Linked DNA regions of Homo sapiens: regions 1, 2 and 4 are each linked to region 3. A link is a loop called in an ENCODE intact Hi-C map of the cell type or tissue named here. Cell type or tissue: CD4-positive, alpha-beta T cell. All regions are shown on one strand. Links, peaks and the distances in the headings refer to the core of each region. The heading gives the core; the rest is flanking DNA.

The links. A loop is a pair of places that touch in the nucleus more often than their neighbours do. Peaks named below come from ENCODE experiments on the same cell type or tissue, not always from the same donor. Only the 100,000 strongest peaks of a DNase experiment are listed, where the experiment ranks them.
Region 1: a loop joins it to region 3, with 3 times the contacts of the local background. A loop is called at or near these places in 9 of 110 quality-filtered maps.
Region 2: it touches region 3 in a loop (8-fold over the local background); 28 of 110 quality-filtered maps call a loop at or near these places.
Region 4: it touches region 3 in a loop (6-fold over the local background); 9 of 110 quality-filtered maps call a loop at or near these places.

The regions. Positions count from the first base shown.
Region 1 is chr10:32,253,444-32,258,936 of GRCh38, reverse strand. No RefSeq gene overlaps it. Among named protein-coding and RNA genes, the nearest start is that of EPC1, 91 kb to the left of the region's middle. RefSeq lists a silencer at 2,080-2,199 and an enhancer at 4,929-5,429. In CD4-positive, alpha-beta T cell, for the core only: CTCF peaks have their summits at 1,909 and 2,114 (motif pointing left); a DNase peak (open chromatin) is centred at 2,096.
Region 2 is chr10:33,153,617-33,159,109 of GRCh38, reverse strand. No RefSeq gene overlaps it. Among named protein-coding and RNA genes, the nearest start is that of IATPR, 40 kb to the right of the region's middle. In CD4-positive, alpha-beta T cell, for the core only: a CTCF peak has its summit at 3,057 (motif pointing right); DNase peaks (open chromatin) are centred at 3,129 and 4,991; H3K4me3 peaks cover 530 bases; H3K27ac peaks cover 727 bases.
Region 3 is chr10:33,005,913-33,011,405 of GRCh38, reverse strand. The region is part of intron 2 of ITGB1-DT (ITGB1 divergent transcript); the gene reads right to left. Among named protein-coding and RNA genes, the nearest start is that of ITGB1-DT, 26 kb to the right of the region's middle. In CD4-positive, alpha-beta T cell, for the core only: CTCF peaks have their summits at 2,296 and 2,497 (motif pointing right); DNase peaks (open chromatin) are centred at 1,075 and 2,485; H3K4me3 peaks cover 691 bases; H3K27ac peaks cover 2,641 bases.
Region 4 is chr10:32,184,404-32,189,668 of GRCh38, reverse strand. It overlaps the pseudogene PPIAP31. Among named protein-coding and RNA genes, the nearest start is that of KIF5B, 130 kb to the right of the region's middle. In CD4-positive, alpha-beta T cell, for the core only: no CTCF peak of the experiment used is centred there; no DNase peak of the experiment used is centred there.

The sequences.
Region 1 (5,493 bases), core at 135-5,134, 750 kb after region 3:
GAGACTTCGTCTCAAAAAAAAAAAAAAAAAAAAAAACAGAAAACAAAAAACAAAAAAACAGGGAAATCCTGTCACATGCTACAACATGGATGAACCTTGAGGACATTATGCTAAGTGAAATAAAAGTCACAAAAAGACAAATGTGGTATGATTCCACATATTGAGGTATCTAAAGTACTCAAACTCATACAAATAAAAAGCAGAAAGATGGTCGCCAGGGACCAAGGGAGGAGGAAATAGGAAATTGTTATTTAATAGGTATAGTGATTCAGTTTTACAAGAGGAGGCCAGGCGCGGTGGCTCACACCTGTAATCCCAGCACTTTGGGAGACCAAAGTGGGCAGATCACCTGAGGTTGGGAGTTCGAGACCAGCCTGACCAATATGGTGGAACCCCGTCTCTACTAATAATACAAAAAATTAGCCAGGCACGGTAGCGGGCGCTTGTATTCCCAGATACTTGGGAGACTGAGGTGGGAGAATTGCTTGAACCCAGGAGGCAGAGGTTGCGCGGTGAGCCGAGTCACTGCACTCCAGCCTGGAGTTTTACAAGATGAAAAGAACTCCGGACATTGGTCGCACAACAATGTGAAGATACTTAGGACTACTGAACTGCACAGTTAAAAATAAAGAAAGGCTGGATGCGGTGGCTGGGGCCTGTAATTGAGTGCTTTGGGAGGCTGAGGCAGGAGGATTGCTTGAAGAGTTTGAGACCAGACTCTTGCAAGAAAGCAAGACCCTGTCTGTACAAAAAATAAAAAAATTAGCTGGGTGTAGTGTGCCTTGTAGTCCCAGCTACTCGGGAGGCTGGGGCAGGAGGATCACTTGAGTCCCAGAGTTCAAGGTACCACTGTATTCCAGCCTTGGTGACAGAGCGAGATCGTGTCTCTAAATAAATAAATATATAAATATATATATATATAAAAAGATGTAACTTTTATGCCATATATATTTTACCACAGTTAAAAATTTCTGGCTAGATGCGGTGGCTCACGCCTGTAATGCCAGCATTTTGGGAGGCCGAGGTGGGTGGATCACCTGAGGTCGGGAGTTTGAGACCAGCCTGACCAACACTGAGAAACCCCGTCTCTACTAAAAGTACAAAATTAGCTGGGCGTGGTGGTGCATGCATGCCTGTAATCCCAGCTACGTGGGAGGCTGAGGCAGGAGAACTGCTTGAACCTGGGAGGCAGAGGTTGTGGTGAGCTGAGATTGTGTCATTGCACTCCAGCCTGGGCAACAAGAGCGAAACTCCGTCTCAAAAAAAGAAAAAAAAGAGTATTATTTCTGTTCACTGTCTTTTTTTTTTTTTTTTTTTTTTGAGAGAAAGAATGGGTCTCACTCTGTCACCCAGTCAGGAGTGCAGTGCAGTGGCACGACACAACCACAGCTCACTGCAGCCTTGAACTCCCAGGCTCGAGTGATCCTCCCACCCTAGCCTCCCGCATAGGTGGGACTACAAGTGCACACCATTACGACTGGCTGATTTTTATTTTTTTTATTTTTTGTTGCCAGGACTGGTCTCGAACTGTTGGGCTCAGGCGATCCTCCTGCCCTGGCCTCCCCAAGTGCTAGGATTACAGGTGTGAACCGCCACACTGGGACTGTTCACTGTCTTCTTTTGGAGCAAGAGGCTTGGGGAGAGGGAAGTAAAAAGGATCACAGAGACCTGGTGGGGGAAGTGTCAAGCCTACAGTTCTGTGTTTGGACCTCTATAGGTCTGCTGCATTTTTCATAGCTGTCCTTTCTGCCCAGGACAGCTTGGACCAAACCCCCCTCCAGCAGAAGTCCCTGGGCCTGGTCCAAGCCTACACATCCCACATCTCCATGCAAACACACCTCTTTAAATATTAATGATAGAGAGACGGGCCAAAGTTAGTGGCTCTGGAATTCATTCTAATGTAGATAGAGAGATGGCCCAAAGTTAGTGGCTCTGAAATTCATTCTAATGTAATCAAAAGCAAAAAGAGCCAGATCTCTGAGACCATAGGTGGTAAACTGGCCGATAAAACATTCTACATTCTCGCTAAACATTTGGTAATTGCCTGCTAATTTGGCCACTTGATTAGTGATGGGGGAAGTCACTGGTGCCGCCTAGTGGCAATCTTTGGGAACGAGCGAAACCGCATAGCTGCCCAGAAATCGTGGACAATGAAAGGCCCAGTTAGGTGACAAAGTGCAAAAACAGAGTGTACCATTTTGCCTCCACTTGTGTTATCAAGAGGGATAGAGATTGGGAACAGGGCTACACATAGACTATCTCTAGAAACGTCACCATGTGATTGGAATGCTTTAAAGTGTTTTTAAGCAATAGATACAGTTTTTCCTTGTGTAAGGAGAGATGGATCACATGGCAAATGCTTACTGAGGCTGTGCCAGCCACTTTTGGACACTGTTTCTCAAAGTCTGGTCCTCCGACCACCCGCATAGGAATCACTTGACACGCTGATAAAAATGCATATCCTGGCCGGGTGCGGTGGCTCACGCCTGTAATCCCAGCATTTTGGGAGGCCGAGGTGGGAGGATCACTTGAGGTCAGGAGTTCGAGACCAGCCTGGCCAACATGGTGAAACCCCGTTTCTACTAAAAATACAAAATTAGCTGGGCGTGGTGGCTTGGGCCTGTAATCCCAGCTAGGAAGGCTGAGGTGGGAGAATCGCTTGAACCTGGGAGGAGGACGTTGCAGTGAGCTGAGACCATGCCACTGCACACCAGGCTGGGCAACAGAGTGGGATTCCATCTAAAAGAAAAAAAAAAAAAAACCTGGGCGCGGTGGCTCACACCTGTAATCCCAGCACTTTGGGAGGCCGAGGCAGGCGGATCACCTGAGGTCAGGAGACCAGCCTGGCCAACAAGGTGAAACCCCGTCTCTACTAAAAATAAAAAATTAGCCAAGTGTGGTGACATGCAACTGTGGGCCCAGCTACTCAGGAGGCTGAGGCAGGAGAATCGCTTGAGCCCAGGAGGTGGAGGTTGCAGTGAGCCAAGATGGCACCACTGCACTCTAGCCTGGGTGACAGAATGAGATGCTGTCTAAAAAAAAAAAAAAAAAGCATATCCCCTAACATCATGCAAACCCTACAGAATCCGTGTCTCTGGGAGTGAACATGCAAAACAAGCTCTCTAGGTGAATCTTATGAACAGTTTTTGAGAACCACTTGGATTCAAACAAGTGTAAGAAATTGAAGTGGGAGACTCGGCAACATAGAGAGACCCCCATCTCTACGAAAAATTAAAAATTAGCCCCACACATGTGTGGTCCCAGCCACTAGGGAGGCTAAGGTGAGAGGATTACTGGAGCCCAGGAGATGGAGGCTGCAGTGAGCTATGATCACACGACTGCACTCCAGCCTGGGCAACAGAGCAAGACCCTGTCTCAAAAGAAAGAAAAAGAAAGAAGAAAGAAAGAAAGAAAGAAAGAAAGAAAGAAAGAAAAAGAAAGGAAGGAAGGAAGGAAGAAAGAAAGAAATTCAAATGGTTTATCATTGTTGGTATAGCTGCCTGTCACTGAAATTCTTGTGTATAATCTGACCCAGATGAAAGGAGTCCAAGGGGACAGGACTATTAAATCTGTGTGATCCTTCACGGATCCTCTTCCGGAAAAAGGACAAGAGTGGGAAAATTGATGAAATTCGAAAAGTGTCTGAATTAGTTAATAGCATTGCTACACTGCCAATTTCCTTGTTTTGATCATTGACCTGTGATGATATCTCAAGTATTAACTTTTAGGGAAATTGGGTGAAGGCTCTGTGGAAATTCTTTGCACTACTTTTTTCCTAGCTTCTTTGCAAGGACAAAATTTTTTGAGAATAAAAACTTACAATTTTTAAAAAAAAATTCAGTTTCCCATTTGGTAAGGGAACTTGTTAGGAATATAGATTCTCGGCCAGGTGCAGTGGCTCATGCCTGTAATCCCAGCAGTCTGGGAGGCCAAGGCAGATGGATTGTCTGAGGTCAGGAGTTCCAGACCAGCCTGACCAACAAGGTGAAACCCCATTTCTACTAAAAATACAAAAATTAGCTGGGCGTGGTGGCAGACACCTGTAATCCCAGCTATTTGGGAGACTGTGGCAGGAGAATCGCTTGAACCTGGGAGGCGGAAGTTGCAATGAGCTGAGATTACGCCATTGCACTCGAGCCTGGGTGACAAGAGTGAGACTTCGTCTCAAAAAAAAAAGAAAGAAAGAAAGAAAGAAATACAGATTCTCAGCAACACCCCCAAGAACTAATCCAGAATCTACAGTTTAATTAGAGATCCCCAGAGGGATCTTGTGGATTCTCATTCATATGCTCACTGAATTCTCAGAAAGAAAACTGTACCCATATCCTCATTTTATTGATGTGGGAAATGAAACTCAGAATCATCACCTGTGGGTGCGGTGGCTCATGCCTGTAATCCCAGCACTTTGGGAGGCCCAGGTGGGAGGATCACTTGAGCCTAGGAGTTCAAGACCAGCCTGGCCAACATGATGAAACCCTGTCTCTACTAAAAATACAAAAATTATCCAGGCGTGGTGGCACACACCTGTAATCTCAGCTACCCAGAAGGCTGAGGTTGGAGGATCACCTGAGCCCGGGAATTTGAGGCTGTAGTGAGCCATGATTCTACCACTGCACTCCAAGCCTGGGTGAAGGGAGTGAGACCCTGTCTCAAAAATAGAATCATCACCTGAGCAAATAAGTGGCCCAGATTTGAACCCATGTCTAGCTGACACTAAAGCCCATTCTTTTAATAAGCTGCCTGCCATCTGGTGCAGATATAAAATTTATTATCACATGCAAGCCTGGGACTCAGTTCCTCCAAACCCTGTTTTCTGGTTTCGTGCCTGAAGGCAGAGAGATGCATTGGAGAGAGCCCTGCACTGCCCTCCAGAGCCACAGTCTGGTCCCACATCATGCCACACTGCAGTCCTGGAGGTTGCCAAGGCCTTGCAGGAACTCAGCCTCCTCCTCTGCAGGGTAAAGGGGCAGGACAGACACTGGTTCACACTGTCTTCCACAGCTCTGGCAGTTAGCTTCTGGTTACCTTTATCCAGGCCCTACGGGTCACTGGGGCAGTGGGGTAGGGAGGATAGCCCCCCATATGTGCTTTCATCTCAGCTGGCCAGTGGAGGTCTTCAGACCCCAAGAAGTGGGTGACACCTCTCATTGGTGTCCTTTCCCCCTCCTGTGCCCCAAATACTGCACGCTTCTCTTTTCCCAGACCCCTGGCCTTTACCTCCTGCCAATAAGATTATCCTCTCAACTAGATGCCTGGGGCAGAAAGACCTAAATCAACAAATGCTCTTTGCAGTGTTTGCTGGAACAGCTTGCAGATCACAGACTGGTGCTCCCAGCCTTGGAGAAGCGGAGCTCAGGTGGTGAAATCTCAGACATGACTGTGAGCTGGGGAGGAACCTTCCCAGGCCCCTGGGTCTCACCACACACAGGTCTGGTTTTTCAAAGGTAAGCCTATGAGGGAGAAGCTGCCAGGTCATTAACACTACCGCCTGGG
Region 2 (5,493 bases), core at 203-5,202, 150 kb before region 3:
TTTTTTGGTACCCAGCAATTCACCTTTTTTTTAAATGAGTATTTTTATGTATTCATTTATTTGCTTGTTTGTTTCTTTAATTTCTATTGGTTTTGGGGGGAACAGGTGTTTGGTTACATGCGTAAGTTCTTTAGTGGTGATTTCTCATTTTGGTGCACCCGTCACCTGAGCAGTGTACACTGTACCCAATGTGTAGTCTTTTACCCCTCACTCCCCTCCCACCCTCTCCCCCCGAGTCCCCAAAGTCCATTGTATCATTCTTTTTTTTTTTTTTTTGAGGCGGAGTCTCACTCTTTCGCCCAGGCTGGAGTGCAGTGGCGCGATCTCGGCTCACTGCAAGCTCCGCCTCCCGGGTTCACACCATTCTCCTGCCTCAGCCTTCCGAGTAGCTGGGACTACAGGCGCCCGCCACCGCGTCCGGCTAATTTTTTGTATTTTTAGTAGAGACGGGGTTTCACCGTGTTAGCTAGGATGGTCTCGATCTCCTGACTTCGTGATCCACGCGCCTCGGCCTCCCAAAGTGCTGGGATTACAGGCGTGATCACGCCACCGCGCCCGGCCAGTCCATTGTATCATTCTTATGCCTTTGCGTCCTCATAGCTTAGCTCCCACTTACGAGTGAGAACATACTATGCTTGGTTTTCCATTCCTGAGTTACCTCACTCAGAATAATAGTCTCCAATCCCATCCAGTTGCTGCAAATGCCATCATTTCATTCCTCTTTACGGCTGAGTAGTATTCTATGGTATATCTGTTTATATATCTATATCTATCTATCTACCACATTTTCTGTATCCACTCATTGATTGATGGGCATTAATGACTTCTTTTCCTCTGGGTAGATACCCAGTAGTGGGATCAGCTTCTTTTTTTTTTTTTTTTAGTCTTGTCCTAAGGCAAACCCATAGGCTTATTTAAGGCAAAGCAAGATTACAGATCTTTAATATTCTTCATTGATCTCTTCTCTGTGGCTCTTCCTTGGAAGAATCGTTTTGAGCTAATTCTTACTGTCCTACGGCAGGGCAGGCTCCTTCCTAAGCCAAGGTCAAGCAAACACTTACCAAGACGCAAGGAAGAGGTAAAGGTGCCTTGGTGCCCCCTCTCTCCGTAAGTGCAATTAGACAGTTGCCCATTTCAATCTGAATATATACAGCTTGACTAACTGACTCGCAGCCATGCCGTCCATTCATTTCCACTTGAATATGTACCATCCCCTGAAGTTTATTATAAAAAAATTGACCCGTACCAGGTTTTTCACTATCAGAGAAAGAATCAATGCAGTAACCTTGAAATAAAATTTTAAAAAATTATGAATGTCTGTGGCAGTCATTTTTCACCATTTTGTGGCCTTACATTTTTGTGGCTTTTGCTCATTTTAATATGCTGCTTGGGTGCCATGATCCCTTTTTGACAGAGAAAAAACAAAGGTGGTAACCACCTGACCAAGTTCACCCAAATAAACACATAATGGCCAAGGCAGAAATGAAACCTGGCTCCTTGCAGAGAAACCTGACTCCTGAAATTCACTGTCACTTGTTTCAACTCTTTTTTGTACTCAGCCTTGTCTCAAAGACTAATGGTCTCTATTTCTGTGCAGCTCCAGGAGGAGTTGTTAGTGAGACACAGAGTGGAGGGAAGAATAGGATTTCAGAGGGGACAAGAAGGAAAATGCCGGAATCTTGCAATATTAAATCATGGAAATGGAGATGGGAACATATAAGGTCCCGTAATCTTAGAGGTTCACATAGCATTAGCTCTTCAAGAAATAGTATCGGAATATGATGCAATCCCAGTGGGACTGAAAATGTGTCATTTCCTGTTGAGGAGCAATGACTTTTAGGTATTTGGTGCCAATGTGTCTGCATGCTGTTCTAATAGGAAAGAGAACAAGACATTGGTGGGGATCATTGCTGTCAGAGAAGACTCAGGAGTATATGGTCCTTCCTAGCACACTCGAGGGTAGGGTCTCTGGATGATACTACAGAGCATTTTCACCTCCTCTGGTATGAAGATTTTCAGAAAACCAGCTGGTGACCATCTCACTCCATACATAAAGGAAGTGTGGGCAAGATGGTGTAGAGGAAACCCAGCAATGGACTGGACTGATTGAAGAAAAGAATCAGGAAAGAAAAGCCGTTCCTCAAGAGCCTCCTAAGGAATCTTGGTTATTTAAGATATTTCTATAGAGACGATGGTATAGACTAATGTTTATGGGAAGTGCCATATACAACTACATCCCTCTTGAAGAATCTCAGTGTATCTCACCACACTAAAGCCATTTTGATATGCTAAAGTACACTTTAATCCAGAATTCCCCAAATTTACTTACTCATGGAAAAATTTGCATATTCAATACTTTGATAATGTCCCCATTCTAAGAAATGGTTGAATAGCAATAGACTAAGAAACATATTTGTTTGTACAAATGAATATCAGGGCACATTATGGTTAGAAACTTTACCCCAAGATGTAAAGAAGTGATTCTTGAGACATTTGGTCTCATTGAGCAAATAAAGGACCAAAAAAAAAAAAAAAAGCCTTAGAACAGTCTCGATATGCAAGACTGCGATGTGCGATGTACAGGAATCTCTTAGGGAGAAATTCTTGGCCAGAATTTACAACTTGTTCCCTATCCGTTTCTATCAACAAATGCTTCATGCTAATGAGTCTGGCGTTATCACTCATCATCATCTCCATGTTAATCACCGTGATTGCCTCAGTTGTGCGTTTATAACACTAAGTTAAACAATGCAGACAACACTTTCTTCTTCCCTGACTGTGACAGTGTATCATAATTGAGTCATTTCTGCCCCCCTGGTCACCTTGGTATTCTCGGAAGTGCATTCTCTGTATATTAATCCTCTAGTTAAATATTGATAGCAAGCCTCTGCCTTCATATTTACTTTGTTGCTCCATTATTGCTACATACGTGGTGATTATTTGTTTCTGTCTTTTCAGCCTGTTTAATCAGGACTGAGTCAACGTTCTCTATGTTTAACCTTCTTGTCCAATCATTGTTGGAGAGTGTTTTGGAGAATATTCTGAAATCAGCTTGGAAAGAATTCTCTGCACTTGGTGTATGCCCCATCATAACCAGTAGGGGTCAGAAGGGCATTTCTCTCTGGGGTCAGGTGGTTGGTGGTGAGAAAGCAAAGTCCTGGAGGCATTGTCTTGGGTTGAACATCTCTCCTTAAACATTGTCTCCAAAAAGTAGATGAGAGAGAGAGACAGAGAGAGAGAGAGAGAGAGAGAGAGAGAGAAATGTCACAGGGCCAACCTGACAGCTCTTGTGTTTTTAATGGAGTGTTGGCCCTGGAGCTCTCACAGGATATGAATTTGCAACAAAAGTGGCTATCCCAAAAAGGGCTATGGAGTGGCAGAAAATGTGCCTGCCAAAAATAGAGACCTGGGTGCGATCCCTGGTCTTGATGAGTGTCTATTGGAGATTTCTGGGCAAGTAACTGAACTCTTTCCATTTGTGCCAGCTGATCACGGTCTTGTGAGAGCATTAAGTGATACATGAACAGGGAGCATATTTGAAAATACACCATTCTCTGCTACTACAGAAAGATGCACTAAAGCATAGAAATGGAAATATCATCCTTGAAGGCAAGCAAGTCATTCTGCTTTAATGAGAATGGTGTGTGTGGTGGCAGTCTTCAGCTCCAAACTGAAAGCTGTGAACCACCCCCAGAGCAGAAAGACCACCATTGCTTCCCATATGTGTGTATTTTAGGAAGGGGTGATGATTAAGTCTTAGACACCATTTTTGTCACTACCAAAAGAAAAAGACTAAACAGATGTTCTCTGGGCCCTTTCCAAGCCCTGGTTTATTTTGTTCATCAGTGACTTCGGAAGTCTCTTCCCGACCCTTCACTCTTGCAGAAGAGAGGCAAGTAAGAAGTGAATCTTTCAGAAGATGACAATCTGATTTCCAACAATAGTGTCTTGCAGTTTAAAGATTTTAAATAAGTATCATTTGCAAATACATTGTTTAAAGTTTCCCCAGAGATTGCTAGTAAGGCGAATAGCCCTTTGCATTGGTAGAGAAGGAGGACAGAGTCCTAAGTTTTCCAGCGATTTTCAGGTGATCCCTTCCATTCTCCAAGTCCAGGGGAATTTGAGGCTTCTGTGGCATTAGTGATGCCGACAGGCATAAAAACTGAAATCTGAATATCTAAGCTCTGAGTAGTCTGCTTGTTTTGTGTTTGACCCATTATTCAATGGTTGGTGAGTATTTGCCATTCCTCTAAAACTTCGTATTTTGTCACGTTGCCATACTTCTGGAAAATGCCTGGAATACTCCCTCCCCATTCCCTTGGGATTTTCTACTCATTCTTGGAGCTGCAGCTCAAATTTTCCATTCAATGAGATTCTTCTTTGTCCCCGCAAGTGAGAGAGAGAGAGACAGCCACCATCTGTGTCTCCAGAGGGCCTTGTACAGGCGCTATTTATAGCAGCATCATATTATAATTAAATTATGTATTTGTTTTCTGTATTTGTCAGGCTATGGTCAATAAAATAAAGCCCTTTCCAGGTAGTTCAACAGGAGGAATTTAATGCAATAAGCCAGTTACAAAGATGTTGAGAGAGTGAATAAACCAAAGAAGACGTAAGGGGGCATCTCAGATTTTAGTTACACTAGGAAGCTGCTAGCAGTCACAGGGCTAAAAGAACAAAGGTAAAGCATAAGCTGTTACCAGAGCCCAGCAGTCAAGGCTCCCTGGCTAGATCTGGTCCAGTGGAACTAGGATCACTGGAACACCACCTGAAGCAAAGAGAGATGGGGATGATTCTCCCACCATCTACCCAATACCCATCCTCCAATCTCAAGCCAGTGTCCCCACGGCCTTAAACAGAGACCAACGCCTGTTGCTAAGGCTATCTGGGAAATGCAGATTTCAGAGAATGGCCAAGGACTGGATGTGACAGCAAAGAAGCAAGTAACTGCCTCCCATACCCATCTCTCTCAGTAGACACAGAGTTTCATTCTGATTTCTCCAGCACAAGAAAGATACTACACGAGTTTGCTGAGTAAAGTGCTGAACTGAAAGTAAGATCCATTTCCTTTGTATTCTTGTCAAAGGAGCTTATGCCTCTTTAGAAAAATAATACCAACCTTCTTAGCCTAGCCTAAACCATTTTCTTTTTTCCTCCCTTCAGTTACGGTGTTTCCATCTTTGTCTGTTGGCTTTGTACAGTCTACACATTCTCAAACTTCCAGGAGGATGAGAAGCCACTGGTAATCTTGTTTGAAATTTGCATTGAATTTAGTTCTCTGCTCCCAAGGGCCCTGCTCTGTAGGCCAGTCAGGCTAAGAAAGGAGCTGCTTTGCTCTCAGAAACTTTTTAAGTCTTTTCGTTACCAATTTGCCAGCGTGAGCACATAATGAGGTCTTGGAGTAGCAGATAGGGAATTCGTTTCTCAGCCAAGTGGCTGAACTTGTAGCCATCAGATCGTGGACCATTATCTATAATCACTTCACAGATATTC
Region 3 (5,493 bases), core at 230-5,229:
CATGTCCTTTGCCCACTTTTTAATGGGGTTTTTTTTTTCTTGTAAATTTTAAAATCAATCTTCTTTATATGTCAATAGTATTATCATAAAATAGAAGTACTAATATTGCATTTCATGACACTTCTAGGTGCAATTATAAAAGTCATTTCTGGCTGGCTTATAATCCCAGCACTTTGGGAGGTCGAGTCAGGAGGCTAGCTTGAGCCCAAGAGTTTGAGACAAGCCTGGACAACAAAGTGAGACTCCCACCTCTACAAAAAGTACAAAATCAACCAGGTGTGGTGGTGCACACCTGTAGTCCCAGCTACTCAGGAGGCTGAGGCAGGAGGATCACCTGAGCCAAGGAGATAAAGGCTACAGTGAACTGTGATAGAGACACTGTACTCTAGCCTGGGCGACAGAGCAAGACCCTGTCTCAAAGCAGAAAGAAAAAATAAAAGTCACTTGTTACAACTATGCATTTAGATTTTCCTTAAACAATCAATTTATGCCTCTCTCTACTGCTTTTGTTTGATTAATACACACGATCATTCTAAATCAGTAGCATTGCATAACAATCTTGTTAACATCTATTTTCTAGGTATTTAATGGACTGATTTCATCAAGGCCATCCCTCTGAACTCCCTGAGTGTAGACATGATATTTTCATTTTACTACCCTGTGCTCCTGCCCAGCACACCCAAGCCTCAGGGCCCAAGCCAGGCATGGAAGAACAAAAGCATCCAAGGAGGCTTCATGGTGCAATTCCAGATGGAAAATGAATCCATCCTGTGGCCAGAGGAGGAACTACCTAGAAATTCTTCCCGACTCCGGTCATTCACTGACAACTCGTTAAAACACCCTTTCGCATGGCAGTGGTTTTTAATTATTCCTCATGTGCCTGTGAGCTCCAAAACCACAGGAGACCTTCCAGCAGGCTAGGAGGGCAGGAAGCAGTTGGAGCCACTGTGGTTTAAAGGAGTAAACAAGCCAGTTCAGGTATTTGGATGAGTGCAGAGGGCTGTGCCGGAGAATGTCATACATGCCCAAGCACTCGTTTGTGGTTTTCAAAAAGGACAAATGGGTGTGGGCTGAAAGTGTGGCATCGCCACCCAGAAAGAACTGAAATTGCCACCCAGGCTGCATAAGCACACACCCTGATTATCATCTGTTGTCTAGCTGCTCCTCACAATATGAGCTTGTGCTCGTTATCTAGAAATCGATCTGAAAATAAATACAGGCTTAGTGCATCACTCTATCAGTATGATGACCGTGGGGTGCACCAGGAAGGGGACTAGACAAGGAGGAAATACCCAGAGCTCCTGTCCTGGCACTGCCATTCCCAAGAACAAGTCTTGAAAATGCTCTGGGCTTCAGCGTCCTCGTTTGTAAATCAGGAATTACAATACCAGCTCCATCTTCCTTGCAGAATTATGAGCTGATAAAGAAAACCAATCGACAAGTATCTTACTGAGCTCACAGTGCTCCCAAACATGTAGACCCCGATGAGGGCTTGAAAAGGGATAAGAAATGGTATCTGGCCTGGAATATTTCCCAATAGATTTTGGATAAGATGAGACTGAAGCCTGTGTATCAATAGTAAACCATTTGACAAGTATTTGCACAAGCACACAGTTATAGAATATAACCTATAACCCTCATAGGATTACTCAGACAAGGGAGAGTGACATGGAGGGGCAACAGCTGGGCTGGATCCTACAGGATGAAAAGGCTTCATCTGGCAAAGGGAGGGAAGGACAGGACCCCATCTGAAGACTCAAAGGCTGCAATGAGCAACACTTCTTCAATGGGCCAGGGAAATGAAAATGTAAGGGTAGGATGACACTGGATTAAAGTAACAGTGAAATCAGATGGAGGAGGTATTTGGAAAGAAAGGGAAATTGAGTTCTAGGGTATTTTCAAAAAATAGTGACAAGTTTAAGGAAGATGAATCTAATGACAGTGTGTAGTCTGGTCAGAGCTAAGATGGAAACTGATATGGAAAAGCATCTATTGCTCACTCTTAGTAGCAGTAAGAAAAAAACTGGTAAGACTAGATGACTTACTAGATACAAGGGAAAGAGTTGGGTTAAAGTTCATTTAAATTTTTTAGCAGGGGGATTACAAGAACTTCTGCTCATTTGAAAGTCAGCAATACGTTCTTGTTTGCTTTGCTTTATTGGAGGATGGGGCCATTTAAAGCCATTGCTCCACATAGTATTCTGATTGCAATTGACTCATATGAATGACAATAATATTCCCTCACCAAGCACAGCTATTTATTACGTGGTTCTGTAAGTGTGGTTTTCTTCCCATCTTGATTTTGCATCAACTCCTGTTCTGTTTTGCAACAAGTCTTCAGCATTATATCATCTTGTTTTTTTTCAACCTGTGGAGCTCTGAAGCTCGGAAAGTAGAATCATCTCATAGAATCCAACAATCTTTATTTGAATCAATGCGGTTTCTGAAGTTTAGCTACCAGAGCATAGTGGCAAGGCGCAAATCCATTTTTGTCCACTAGGTGACAGACAAGAACTACTTTCTCTGCATCCCGCTGGAAAAATGAGAGCCACAATATGGAAAAACTAAGCACTGTGGCTCATACATTTCTATTTGTCTTCTGAACTTAGAAAAGGAAACACCAATTGGTATGCCCAATATCGCTCTGTAGTCCACTGAAAAATGCCGGAAGGGTTTTCAGACTACTGAGTTGGGGTACGGGTACTTTTGCTTTTTGTGTGGTTTTTTTGGAGTTTTTTGTTGCTTGATTGACGTCTTTGTGTTTTGTCCAGGTGAAAAATAGTGGCAGGAACAGATAATGAAGGTGGTAATGATAGTGTTATAAAGTGAGACTATATTGATTATAATGTATTAATTTTTAATTAATTCATTCATTAATTTTTTGCAGTCAGGGTTAAGGGGAGTGCCGGTGGGAAAGGCAGTGGGAATTGTGCAGGTGGAAGACATGATCAAGGTGAATAGCAATGAGACTGTTCCCAAAGGCCATACAGCCTTTGCCACCCTTTTCTAAAATTATTTTTTGAGACAGATTCTCATTCTGTTGCCCAGGCTGGAGTACAGTGGCACGACCATGGCTCATGGCTCACTGCAGCCTCAACCTCCCAGGCTCAAGCGATCCTCTCAGCTCAGACTCCCCAGTAGCTGGGACTGCAGGCGCACAACCCCACATCTGGCTTATTTTATTTTATTATTTTATTTTATTTTATATTTTATTTTATATTTTATTTTATTTTATTATTTTATTTATTTTATTTTATATTTTATTTTTATTTTTTATTTTATTTTATTTTATATTTTATTTTATTTTATTTTATATTTTATTTTATTTATTTTATTTTATTTTGTTTTATTTTATTTTATTTTATTTTATTTTATTTTATTTTATTTTATTTTATTTATTTTTTGAGACAGAGTTTCTCTCTTGTTGCCCTTGTTGCCCAGTCTGGAGTGCAATGGCGCAATCTCTGCTCACTGCAAACTTGGCCTCCTGAGTTCAAGCGATTCTCCTGCCTCAGCCTCCTAAGCAGCTGGGATTACAGGGGCCCGTCACATGCCCAGCCAGCTAATTTTTTGTATTTTTAGTAGAGATGGGGTTTCACCACGTTGGCCAGGCTGGTCTTAAGCTCCTGACCTCAGGTGATCCGCCCACCTCGGCCTCCCAAAGTGCTGGGATTACAGGCATGAGCCACCGCGCCTGGCCCTATTTTTACTTTATTTTAGAGACGGGGTCTCGCTATGTTGCCCGGGATGGTCTCCAACTCCTGGCCTCAAGTGATCCTCCTGCCTTGGCCTCCCAAGGTGCTAGGATTACAGGCAAGAGCCACTGTGCCTGGCCCCTTTTAGAAATGCCCTGGCAATCCAGACAGGGCTGAGAAACATGACTAAAAGTTACTTTACGGAGACATCTAGTTTATTCTTCTTCTGGATAGAACTATACTTAAATCAACAGTACAATGATGCTGACAGTGGGCTTCAAACCTGACTCTAATATTGAATTTCAGCTGGGCATGGTGCTCACGCTTGTAATCTCAGCACTTTGGGAGGCCAAGGCAGGAGGATTACCTGAGATCAGGAGTTCAAGACCAGCCTGGCCAACATGGTGAAATCGTCTCTCTACTAAAAACACAAAAATTAGCTCGGCGTGGTGGTGTGTGCCTGTAATTCCAGCTACTTGGGAGGCTGAGGCAGGAGAATTGCTTGAACCCCGGAGGCTGAGGTTGCATTGAGCTGAGATTGCGCCACTGCACTCCAGCCTGGGTGACAGAGCAAGACTCCATCTCAAAAACAAACAAAAACAACAACAACAATTGAATTGCTTCGAACAGTGGAGTAAGAATGGTTTTAATCAACATCCATTGAGTGTGTATTTTGTCTAACATACTCTACAGTTAGTATTCTTCAATTGATGTCATAACTATCACACCCACCCAAAGGAACTTAAAACTTACTGAAGCTTGTGAGACTGCTGCATATTTTTAAATATTCTAACAACATTCAGTTTTCTCCTACACACTTTCTAACAATATCGACAGCAAAATAAATATTGCTGCATTTGAAAATGAAATTTGAAAACAAACCTCTATTTACAACTCCCTTGGTAAAGTTTCTTTTTGTTTGTTTGTTGAGACAGAGTCTCGCCCTGTGGCCCAGGCTGGAGTGCAGCGGCGCCATCTCAGCTCACTGCAACCTCAGCCTCCTGAGTTCAAGCGATTCTCCCGCCTCAGCCTCCTGAGTAGCTGGGATTACAAGTGCACACCACCATGCCCGGCCTATTTTTCTATTTTTAGTAGAGATGAGGTTTCACCAAGTTGGCCAGGCTGATCTCGAACTCTTGGCTTCAAGTGATGTGCCCACGTCTGCCTCCCAAAGTGCTGGGATTACAGCCATGAGCCATCACGCCTGGCTCCCTTGGTAAAGCTTCTACTATTTTTAGGTAACTGTTTTGAAGATACGTTGTTTTCCTCTCCCAAAAAAGCAAGGAAGACCAGCTATTTAAAGCTAATGAGATCACATTAAAAAGATAGAAATAAATATTTTTACACATTTCCTTAAATCTCAGCATTCTGAATAACTTGGGCTTTCTTTTGATCAACTTCACTAGGAAAAAAACTAACTGATTTGGAGTGATGTTTCCACAAATAGGACTCCCATACATGCTTGCTCATGCCCTCCCTTGAACTTCCTCTGCTGCTTTCTATATATTTAAAGTGGAATGGAAGTTTATTACATGAAAGCAGATGGTGTTTGGCCCTTGTAAAGAAAACCTAAAACGCAGCATGGAGCGACATAAGCACAGTGCCTCCCCCTGCAATTATGTATTTACATCTAAGCTGTGCAATTTAGGTGTGACTTTGGGCAAGACATTCATCTGAGCCTCAGTTTCCCCGACGAGTAAAGGGCCTAGATCACTGACCCACACTTCACTAAGTTTTGGTGAGAATCGCGGGCGCTAACAGCACTCCAATTAAGGTCAAGCACTATGCAAATAGGAGC
Region 4 (5,265 bases), core at 266-5,265, 820 kb after region 3:
TTCCTGGTAGAATTTTTTCTGCTTTCTGGATAAAGACACCCAGTGTCCAAAAAGTGAACAGCATGGGAATATGGAGACTTATCAGATGGAACTTTGACCTCCAAAGAGGCTTTGCTGCATCTTTTCTTCCTTCCTTGTCTGTTTTGTCATTTCCTATTTTTTTTTTTTTTTTTTTTAGACAGAGTCTTGCTCTGTCACCCAGGCTGGAGTGCAGTGGCAAGATCTTGGCTCACGGCAACCTCCACCTCCTGGGTTCAAGTGATTCTCCTCCCTCTGTCTACAGAGTAGCTGGGATTACAGGTGCCCACCACCACGCCCAGCTAATTTTTTTTTTTTTTTTTAAAGTAGAGACGGGGTTTCACCATGTTGGCCAGGCTGGTCTACAACTCCTGGCTTCCAGTGATCCACCCACCTCGGCATCCCAAAGTGCTGAGATTACAGGCATGAGCCACCATGCCTGGCCTATTTTGTCATTTCTTATTTTCATTTATTTGGTTCTTTTTATCTGGCAGTGTTGTAGGAGTTATTAAGAAATTATTGGCTGGGTGCGGTGGCTCACAGCCTATAATCCCTGCTCTTTGGGAGGCCGAGGCAGGTGGATCACTGGAGGTCAGGAGTTCCAGACCAGCCTGACCAACAAGGTGAAACCCCATCTCTACTGAAAAATACAAAATTAGCTGAGCATGGTGGCAGGCATCTTTAGTCACAGCTATTCGGGAGGCTGAGACAGCAGAATTGCTTGAACCCGAGAGGTGGAGGTTGCAGTGAGCCGAGATTGTGCCACTGCACTCCAGCCTTGGTGATGGAGCCAGACAGACGCTGCTGCCGAGGAAAACCTTGTATTATTAGGCATGGTCAACCCCACCGTGTTCTTCGACATTGCCATCGACGGCGAGCCCTTGGGCCGCGTCTCCTTTTAGCTGTTTGCAGACAAGTTCCCAAAGACAGCAGAAAATTTTCGTGCTCTGAGCACTGGAGAGAAAGGATTTAGTTATAAGGGTTCCTGCTTTCACAGAATTATTCCAGGGTTTATGTATCAGGGTCGTGACTTCACACGCCATAATGGCACTGGTGGCAAGTCCATCTATGGGGAGAAATTTGAAGATGAGAACTTCATCCTAAAGCATACAGGTCCTGGCATCTTGTCCATGGCAAATGCTGGACCCAACACAAATGGTTCCCAGTTTTTCATCTGCACTGCCAAGACTGAGTGGTTGGATGGCAAGCATGTGGTCTTTGGCAAAGTGAAAGAAGGCATGAATATTATGGAGGCCATGGAGCGCTTTGGGTCCAGGAATGGCAAGACCAGCAAGAAGATCACCATTGCTGACTGTGGACAACTCGAATAAGTTTGACTTGTGTTTTATCTTAACCACCAGACCATTCCTTCTGTAGTTCAGGAGAACACCCTTCCACCCCATTTGCTCGCAGTATCCTAGAATCTTTGTGCTCTTGCTGCAGTTCCATGTTTTCCTTGTTCCCTCCCATGCCTAGCTGGATTGCAGAGTTAAGTTTATGATTATGAAATAAAAACCAAATAACAAAAAAACAAGAAAAGAAATTATTTTAGTCAGATAGAGACAAAAGGGGTCCTTTGGAAGTTTTCGTTTTTTAAAGCATCTCTGGAAAAGTTTCTTGTAAAGCCCCAGCTCTTAGAGCCAGGCTGGCAACCTTTGATAAGCAAATGATGGCCATTAGAAACTGGGTCCACCCAAACATGGCCATTCCTGCAGCCTTCTTGCCCTTGCCCCACATGTTCCTGGCAATATGGCCGCCCCCGCATATCCCCACATGTGTAGAACATCATGGCACCCTGTATTTGCATATTAAAAAGCTAGGGTGGGAGAGCCAGCTTTTTCACGGGCTACGTGAATGACATGCCTGGCCAAACCAATCCCCTGAGCCCTATGTAAATCAGACACCACCTCCTCCAGCCTCTGTATATATACCTGGCTGGTATCCGTGGCAGGTGGGGTTTCCTCTTTTGGCTTTAGAGGCCCCCCTCCCTCTGTCTCTGTATGGGGGAGGGTCTTCCTTCTGTCTTCTCCCTTCCTTCTTGCCTATTAAACTCTCCAGTCATTAAAACTACTCCACGTGTGTCCCTGCCGTTTTTTCTAATTCAACTTGAGAGGAAGAACCTGGTGTTCCTTCACTCATTGGAGCTGTATCAGCAGCTCCACTTAACTTAAATCTCAGAGCTAAAAATGTTGCCTTAAAGAAATTTTTTTAAAGAACAGGTTTAGAGAAATTAGTGGTCTCAAAACTGGAGTAGGGACTTAATTTTTGTCAAGTTAGGGTTGTAGGAGAAACCAGGAAAAGTATTACTGTTCTCTCTACAGCTAAGACAGAGATTTAGGGGGATATGCTGAGGCACACCACTTCCCTAAATTTAGTAACTTGCTAGAGAGCTCCAAGACTCAATAGGAAATTATACTCATGGCTCAGATTTATTACAGCCAATGATACAGAATAAAAGCAAGCAGGAAATAGACATGCAATGGAGGAGTCCAGAGAGGTCTCACACAGGCTTCGGATGTCCTTCCCTGTCCGAGACCACAGGAGTGCTTTCTTTTTCTGGCAGCAAAACTACACTACAGGAACGTGTGTGGAATATCTCTATCCAGGGAAACCCACTGGAGTATCAGGGTGCAAGGTTTACTGGGAGAGGATGGTCACATACGCATATTCTCTTAGCAACCAGCCATGGCAACCAAAATTGAGAACCCAACACAGAATCTAGGTGCCCATCCTCAATCTTGATTTTTTTTTTTTTTTTTTTTGAGACAGAGTCTTACTCCGTCACCCAGGCTAAAGTGCAGTGGCGTGATCTCGGCTCACTGCAACCTCTGCCTCCTGGGTTCAAGTGCTTCTCCTGCCTCAGCCTCCCGAGTAGCTGAGATTACAGGCGCATGACACACCAGGCTAATTTTTGTATTTTTCTTAGTAGAGATGGGGTTTCACCATGTTGGCCATGCTGGTCTCTATCCCTGACCTCAAGTGATCCTCCAGCCTCAGCCTCTGCCTCCCAAAGTGCTGGGATCACAGGTGTGAATCGCCACGCCCGGCCACTCATTTCTGATGTTTGTGTGAAGAAATTTCACCATCTGATCTGGCACAGTCCATTGCTCCTGGTGTGTATGAGAAAATCACCAATCACTAACTATCACAAAGAACATTCCAAGGGCCACATTCCCAGAGTTGGCCAATGGTCAATCATGGTACCCTGATATATGCAAGGAGTAGGCTACCAGATCTGCTTGTTAACTCTTTCCTCCCAGGAGGGCACTAGTAACTCCAACTGGTGGCACCAGAAAGTCAGGAGCTGAAAATATACAACTATGACCCAGGTTGGTCAATTAGGTTCTCCTATAAAATTGACTGTCCATCAACTATCAACAGAAATACTAATTCATCACTAATTTAAATTCATTAACAGATATGACATTCCAAACAAAATTAAAAGAAGGAAATATATTTACGCACAAGTAAAGTATCGTCCTCATCCTAGAGGAAATATAAATGAAAGGCATTTGAAAATGATAAGCATTAGGTAAGTGTGACCCCTGTTAATGCCCCGCAGGACTGGCAAACAGGCTCAGGCCTTCCCTACTAAGAACCCAGCCTGCTTAATGGATGATCTCAGAGGCAGATAAGTGCACTTCATGGTCAGAAGCTTCAGACCCCTGTCCCCTCTTCCCTGTTCCCTGAGCCTGAACAAGACAGCTGTGGAGTTTTGTCTTGATGACTTTTTTTTTCGAGATGGAATCTCGCTCTGTCACCCATGCTGGAGTGCAGTGGTGTGATCTTGGCTCACTGCAACCTCCACCTCCGAAGTTCAAGCGATTCTTGTGCCTCAGCCTCCCGAGTAGCTGGAATTACAGGCACCCGCCACCACGCCCGGCTAATTTTTTGTATTTTTAGTGGAGATGGGGTTTCACCATGTTGGCCAGGCTGGTCTCAAACTCCTGATCTCAAGTGGTCTGTCTGTTTTAGCCTCCCAAAGTGCTGGGATTACAGGCATGAGCCACCACGCCTGGCTTCTTGATAACTCTCTTTAGCTGAAAGTCACTCATTCCTTGACCCACTCGCATTTCCAGCGGATACTCAAACTAGGTGCCTTTTCTCAAAGAGAACTGCATTTACTTTTCCAAAGAGATTTTTTTTTTGAAAATTTCCCCCTAAATTCATTCTTACTGTAGGCTTCTTTGTCCAAATCAGAAACAGAAATTGCATTACCCTCGGCCACCCAATACTATGTTTAGCCACCTTAGATGTTTAGATATTTGAGATGATCTAATCCAGTTTTCTCATTTCCAGGTACAAACTTTTATTTTTATTTTAGACCTGGGGTCTTGGTCTGTAGCCAGATTGGAGTGCAGGAGTGCAATTCTAGCTCACTGCAGCCTCAAGCTCCTGGGTTCAGGTGATCCTCCCCTGTCAGCCTCCTGTACCTAGGACTACAGGAGCGCACCACCATCCCAGCTATTTTTATTTCATTTTATTTTTTCTTTTTTATAGTCTCTAATTGAAGTTATTTATTTAGTTAGTTAGTTTTTGACAGCTCTGTTACTCAGGCTGGAGTGCAATGGTGCGATCTCAGCTCACTGCAACCTCTGACTCCTGGATTCAAGCAATTCTTCTGCCTTAGCCTCCCAAGTAGCTGGAATTACAGGTACACACCACCACATCCAGCTAATTTTTGTATTTTTAGTAGAGGCAGGGTTTCTCCATGTTAGCCATGCTGATCTCGAACTCCTGACCTCAGGTGATCTGCCCACCTCAGCCTCCCAAAGCGTTGGGATTAGTGGATCACCACGCCCGACCTCTAATTGAAGTTAAAATGTATTTTTTTTCTTTATTTTTTGTAGAGGCAAGGTCTCTCTATGTTGTCCAGGCTGCTCTCAAACTCCTGGCCTCAAGCAATCCTCCCACCTTGGCCTCCCAAAGTTGGGATTACAGGCATGAGCCAGTGCACCCAGCCTTCAGATACAGATTGAAACCTGAGGCCACCTAACCTATCCAAGGTCCCACAACTTACGGGTGACACCTGCCTCTTGTCCTGCAACCTCATGTACTACCTCCCACCGCACACAGCATGCTGGGGCCTCTCATGGAACAGCTGACCTAGGCCCACCAACCTGGTGTCATAACAGGGTTCTACAATGTCTTCGTTATCTATTGATGGATTTGAAATGCTTAGGGGGGATATTGTAATGGACCCGGCAAATGGTGGCTTGGCAGCCACGATCATAAATTCACTTGACT